2 separate regions of the Homo sapiens genome follow, and region 1 is linked to region 2. Evidence: chromatin contacts called from ENCODE Hi-C data. All regions are on one chromosome and are shown on one strand. The core of a region is the stretch at or near the end of the contact, and the rest is flanking DNA. Distances in the headings are between cores, read along the strand shown. Region 1 has its middle 110 kb from the start of LINC02831. Region 2 holds the start of LINC01798 (long intergenic non-protein coding RNA 1798).

The links. A loop is a pair of places that touch in the nucleus more often than their neighbours do.
Region 1: a map of Right ventricle myocardium inferior shows a loop between it and region 2 (2.6-fold over the local background). The contact joins the enhancer-like site here to the promoter of LINC01798 in region 2. A Hi-C loop is called at or near these places in 2 of 168 maps with a recorded cell type or tissue (Right ventricle myocardium inferior and posterior vena cava).

The regions. Positions count from the first base shown.
Region 1 is chr2:67,673,406-67,676,525 of GRCh38, reverse strand. No RefSeq gene overlaps it. Among named protein-coding and RNA genes, the nearest start is that of LINC02831, 110 kb to the right of the region's middle. Within about 2 kb of position 1,638, at least 2 of the 41 ENCODE cell types and tissues checked have a DNase peak (open chromatin) inside an H3K27ac peak, as active enhancers do.
Region 2 is chr2:66,572,661-66,575,622 of GRCh38, reverse strand. LINC01798 (long intergenic non-protein coding RNA 1798) reads right to left here and starts at 1,593. Exons shown (of 6, transcript NR_110156.1): 1 at 1,458-1,593. It overlaps MEIS1 (Meis homeobox 1), which reads right to left. Exons shown (of 13, transcript NM_002398.3): 13 at 1,754-2,962. RefSeq lists enhancers at 1-359, 2,754-2,962.

The DNA.
Region 1 (3,120 bases), core at 389-2,888, 1.1 Mb before region 2:
CCTAAGAAGTGGTGGAGCTGAGATTGGAGCCCTGGCAGCTAGTGTTAGAGCTGGTGTCATGAGCCAGACATGATGGGGATGTCCTCCAGAGATGTGATTTTCACTTCAGTGCTTTACTGGTGGAACCAACCAATGAACAGAAAATTAGAGGGCTGCTCTGGTTAAGGCTGGAGTGTGCTGTGGCTCAGGCCTGATCCATGCATCTCCACTCCCTCACCCCAGGGGAGTTAAGGAGAGTTAAGGGGAGTCAAGCGACTTCTGATCTAGGAGTGTGCTCGCATGTTCTTGGTTGATGAAGCTGAGAAGCTGTTTTTGGAAGGTGCTGACCCTCAAGCCTAGCTATCTGGAGTCTCAGGTCACTGCCAACAAACCAAACTGTACCTGACTGTACCTGAAATCCTCTTGTACCAATTTCTCAGAGCTAATAATGATCAAGTAGGCCAAGCCAAAAGAATAACTAGAATGTTTTATAGAAACAGAATTATAGTCGACCTCGGAAATGATACCAACCCTTCCAAGACCCTGCCAACAGTGGATGCAGCAAGAGTTTATGTCAAAGCCTGCGTCTCCCATAATGGTGCCCACTGAACGCTTGAGGCTCCATTCTCAGAATTTCTTACACAGTCCCAGGTGTTACCAGGCGTGTATTCTTCAAGGTCTCACCTACTGTGTTCTTCCTGCCCTGCTGACACTTTAAACTCTGGTTCAGTTGCTTCGGTGCGCAAAGAGCTCTTCCAGAAGACCTACTTTTTAACAGGACATTTACTTTCGATTTCCTTCTCTTCTTACTCAGCTTTCTCCTTCTCAAAGCAAAGGACTTGATTGTTTTGTATTCGAACAATCTGCCCTGAGGTTAAAAAGGTATTTACTTAATCAGTTGCCCACGATGCATGTCCAAAGAGTAATGCTTCAGCATCTCTTTTCTGGTTCCAGGAGGGAGGTGAAAGGGCCCTTCAGAATAAGAAGGGTGTGGGTAAGATCGGGAAAGATACTTAGGAAAAAGTTTGATTCTCTTTTGTATCTCCATGCTGTACTCCCCAATATGAATGCTGTCTTACCTAAGGCCAGATCTGAGAATACAGGAGTAAAGACTAAATGGTTATATGTCTTTGAAAGGAAAAATTAATTTTTTTGAACTTTCAAAAGTTCTTTTTTGTGACTAGGGTGGGCTTTCTTGTAACTAGGGTGACCTGCGAAGTTGTACAGGGCACCAAGCCCGGAGGACTCCTCACTTGGTTTAATGCTCTGCTGTCACCATCTTGAAATTCTTAATAATTTTAGAACATGGGGTTCTGCATTTGCCTTTTGCATTGGGTCCTGCAAATCACGTAGCTGGTCCAGCCTGCAAAGCAGTTTGGGATACATGTGTTTGTTTGTAGTGAAAGTGGGTTGGAAGAATTACGTTTGTATGGGTGTTATGACCACTCTGGCTACCAGCCTTGTAATAAAAAACTGTTCTGGCATAAAAATATATGTTTAATTCAGAGTTAAAAAGAACTATACTATATGGGAAGCATGTGGTTACGCTGAATTTGGTATCTCACCTTTATAAGTTAAAAGACTAGTTCCTTCTCAGTGCCTTGTGCTATTTTTGACTTACAAATCCTGACACTCCAGGGTATGACCTTTTCTAACCAACGCTTGCCTTGCTGGCAGTGAGGTTACCATGGGTCAGGGCTGAGCTGCTTCATCTGTCATTTTCCCGTTGGGTACAGAATGAGCCTTGATAATTAAGTGAGTCAGGAGTTTCAGTGTGGTTTTATCATCCTTCTAGTTGATAATATTTAAAATAAATGATCAGATTATTCTAATTTATTTCAGGTCATTGCGTTCCAAAGACCCAGTGTTATTTTTCAAGGCAGATGTTGAAAAATGCCAACATCATAAAAAATTAGTTTATTCACATAATCTTTAGTAAAGTCACAATAAAATATATATTGAGTTTTTCAAAGAAGATATCAGGAAGTAAATGTTTCATAATATAATTATTAGCAAGATTATAAATATCAGATTTCAGATAGTGTAATGGAGAAAAATAATAAAATAAGAGAAAAGCATGAGTAGCTAAATTTTTTAAAAAGGATAATATAATCCCTAATCTGATTTGTCAAGGAATGTCGGACATTAGAAGTTGACTTTGTTCTATAATTTAAAGTGAGGCAAGGGCCAATTAGGCCCTGCCATCTGGTCCCATAGCTATTGTTGTTTGTAAGTATGTTCTGAGCACTGTGCATGGTGGGTCATTTTGACCTGTCATGTGCCCTCTCAGCCATCTTAGAGAAGATAAAAAACTGACTCTCATTTTGGGAGATTGTGCAATGTGCTCAGGGGTCCTATGGTTTCTTCAGTGTGGACATCAAAAACTCAAGTATCTACAGGGGCCAAGCAGGCTACCAAAATGGTTGGTGCCCCTGGGTGGGGACTGGGTTGAACTGGAGAGCCATGTCCAGTCTCAAGTGAGCAGCACGTTCGGTAACTGACATTAGCTGAGCAGAGCAAATATGGTTGTCAGAGGTTCTGATTTTTCAACAGTTCTGATTTCTCTTCACTGGAAGATTTGAAAGGCTATCTAGTGAATCAATATCTGAAAATTCGGCTGTCCAAAAACATCTGTCACCATGGATTGCCCATACCCTGCGTAAGTGCACTGCTGTGGGCTGGGGCATATTGATCAAGGAAGAGGGAAGGTTATTTTGAGGGCTCACATTATTTTCTTAAACTAGAGGAAACCAATTCCTTTTATATTCAATTACAGGGCAATCCTTTCTCTTGTTTTAATTTAGTTGACACTGGTCTCATTTGATTCCTTCTTTATGGACTCCATCTTCCTAACTACAAAATAGGAGTGAAAACCTCCTGATTTTTACTTCAGATTGAATATTAGAAAATATAATAAATAGATATATATTTCTGGCTGAGAAGTGTGCAATGAACAAGACCACCTAGAGAAGAGAAGAAAACTCTTTTGCTATTAATTGACTTAATGGACATGAAAAATGTGCATTTCATTCTGACGTGGTTTATGGAATGGGCATATCCTGATGGGGAAATGGCCTAAGTGACCGCACCTTCCCTCATTTTCTTTCAATCCTGAAATTTTGTGAAGTCAAATGATTGATT
Region 2 (2,962 bases), core at 344-2,843:
CACATCAAATATTTAAGCATCAGATTAAGGGAGCCAGTTCCGACACTGGATAATAAGGGGGTTTCCCCCACTCCCGCGCCTCCGCCTCCCTCCGTTTCCTACCGAGTCGTTTTTCGAAATCCCCAAAAGATGGCAGTCGAAGCCGACTTTCCTCTTTTCCTGTGGCTCTGCGAAGGGAGGGGGAGAGAGGAGGATGGGGGAGTGCGAGAGTGGGGGGCGGAGAGAGAGAGAGAGACAGAGAGAGAGAAGGAGGAGGAGGAGAAGGAGAAGAAAAAAAGGGGGGAGAGAAAAGCTAGACGGTGCATGGACTTTTCAGACGAATTCTTTCACACGTTTCTAATACAAGCGAAAAGCAGTGGTGAATTTCCTGGAAAAGTCCTGGCAGAAATGAAAGCCAAAAAACGTGCCTTGTGGCCTCAGGGTACGGGATGTGAGAAACTCAGCACATTCAAGCTAAATCTTCATTTTAGAACAGGAGAGGGAGAGGGAGACCCAGAGAGGAACCGACTCGACTGACTTTAGGGTCTTTCTTTGTATTTTAACATTGTATATAAATACTACACAACTAGGCAACGTGTTTCCTCGAGGACTGGACTCTGCGAATTACATAATGAGGGGAAAGAGGTAGGGGTGGGGAAGGGGAAGGGGTGGGGGCAGACTGCAGCGGGCGGAGGGGAGACTGGGGCGAGCAGCGGATGAATTGCAGACCAGTTGCCAAAACTTTTTTTTTTTCCCTGCTGCTGCTGCTGCGGCTGCCTTTGCTGCTGCCTTTGCTTTGAATGTGGGTAACTAGGAAACAGCAAGCCGTCTGAGAAGACGGAATTTCCAACGTGTAAAATGTTCTTAACGGAACCATTGAGCGAGTGCAATAAGGCGTGAGGGGGAACTAATCTTCCCATTTAAATGTTTGTGGCAATTTTATCTAAATGAATTTTAATGCTAAACGAGGGTAATTCCCCATTTGTAGCGCGTTTACTTCTCTTTCCTGTGCTTCTAAAGCAGTCGAACATCATGCAATGAACAATAACAATAAAAATACTGTCAAGGCATATTATTCATTTTGAATGTGTTATAATTACAGCTGATTAAATATGATAGGGTAAAATATTTTTAATTTTTTGAAAAAAAAATTTAAATCATATTAAAAAGTAGTCTCATTCAGCCAGAGCCAGCCCCCTTTCCACCCCCCCCCCACCCCCCCACCCCCCCACCACCAAATAAAAATAAAAACCAGGTACAATTTTGTGCCCTTGTTTAGAGGAGGGCGTTTTGTTTTTGCCTTTTAGGAAACATCAAAAACACTCTCAGCACCTCTATTATTTGCCTCTTTCGGATAAGTGTCCTCAATAACCTTCGAGCTGGCTCTGAAATTTACAAGAGGAAAAGCTAAAATAGCATTAAGAGGGGAGGGCATCGAGGCAGGGGAAGAAAGGAACTGCGAAGAGCGAGGCTCTCACCTAAATGGCTCACAGAGGGGGAACTCACGGAAATAGCAGTTTATTTTTTCTAATTCCTGGACACTGCTGATCTCGATTCTTCAGAGTCACCATATTCCCTAACTACTCTTCACTTGTAAACCTCCCTCCCCTAGCGCCTCTCTCTTTCTCTCTGTCTCTCCCTCTCGCCTCTCTCCCTCTCCCCACCACACCTCCTCCCCTTTCTTTCCCTCCCCCACCCATCCTGAGCCTCCTCAGGAATAAAGGCTGAAAATAACCAACTCACCCGGGCATGTACTGGAGAGGAGGAGCAAATAGACAGTTTATAAAGTTTATTATTAATTGTTAAAGTAAATAAATGGTTGTTAACTGCTAGCAACCACCTATCAAAAGAGAATGATTTCACTCACATCGACTATTTAGGTAGAGGAAGAATTGCCACTAGGTCAACAAGGGAGATTTAAACAATCCCATCTATGGGCTGGGGAGGGGTAGAAGCGCTGCCAGAGATGGCTGCAGTAGGCTGAGCCTTGCTCTCTGCGCATCCACGTGTTTAGAAACAAGGCCCCATCAGCAAAAGGTGAGAATGCATTGCTACTCCAGCAGGTGAGTCAGTCAATCACACATCACCTAGTAAAGCCAACCCACAGCTGGTTTCTCTTTTCGAATAGAAAATAGAATTGCTAAGGGCCGGTTTATAGGGTGACTTGGGCCTGAATGTCAGACTTGAGTTTAAGGCTCTCTCTCCTCCGACCCATCCTTTGTTTACAAAGCAATCACTACTGAAAGGCTTATTTTTTAAAACGAATTTGCCTTAATTAAAATATTTGTATATTTTCCTTAGCTTTGGGAAGCACTTTTTATAGCAGCAATTTTATTTAAATAAAATTATAAGCTATTCCAGCTTAAACATATTATTTTCTACCATTTAGCCGGCTGCCATGCAGAAATCTTGTACAGCTGTTCTGGAAAATTGGTTAATAACCAGTTTTATCCAATGAGAACATAGAGCATATTTATAAAAATTAGATTTTGAAGTCTGGTCTCTTCAATTCATGTAGTTAATTTCCTAATAAACATATACTGCTCATCCTAGGTAACATCCTTTAGTAAAAGACTTAACTTTGTACTTAGGTTTGCCTTTATGTGCAAGAATAATTTCACTGATATTAGATGAGTAATTCTGTTGGATGTAATTCTGAGTCTAGAGTTAGTTTAGTGCCTTTAGGCCTCAAATTTGCTGATATTAGGAGTTCATTAAGTCAGCTTAAAGAAATCAGTGGTTATTATTAAACAACTTACTTTGCGGTTAAAATTGTCAAATACATATATGGCTTAGGGAGCCAAAATTAATTTTTATATTTACTGTATTAATCTTTAAAAATCTGGGGGGCAGTAAACAAATTTTTCAAGCAGTGGAGTCAGCATGACAAAAATAATCTTGTTTTTATTTTAGATTCAGATTTCATTACTGCACTCAAACGACTACAACTGGGCTTGGCGTTATTATACAATCCAAACTGTTT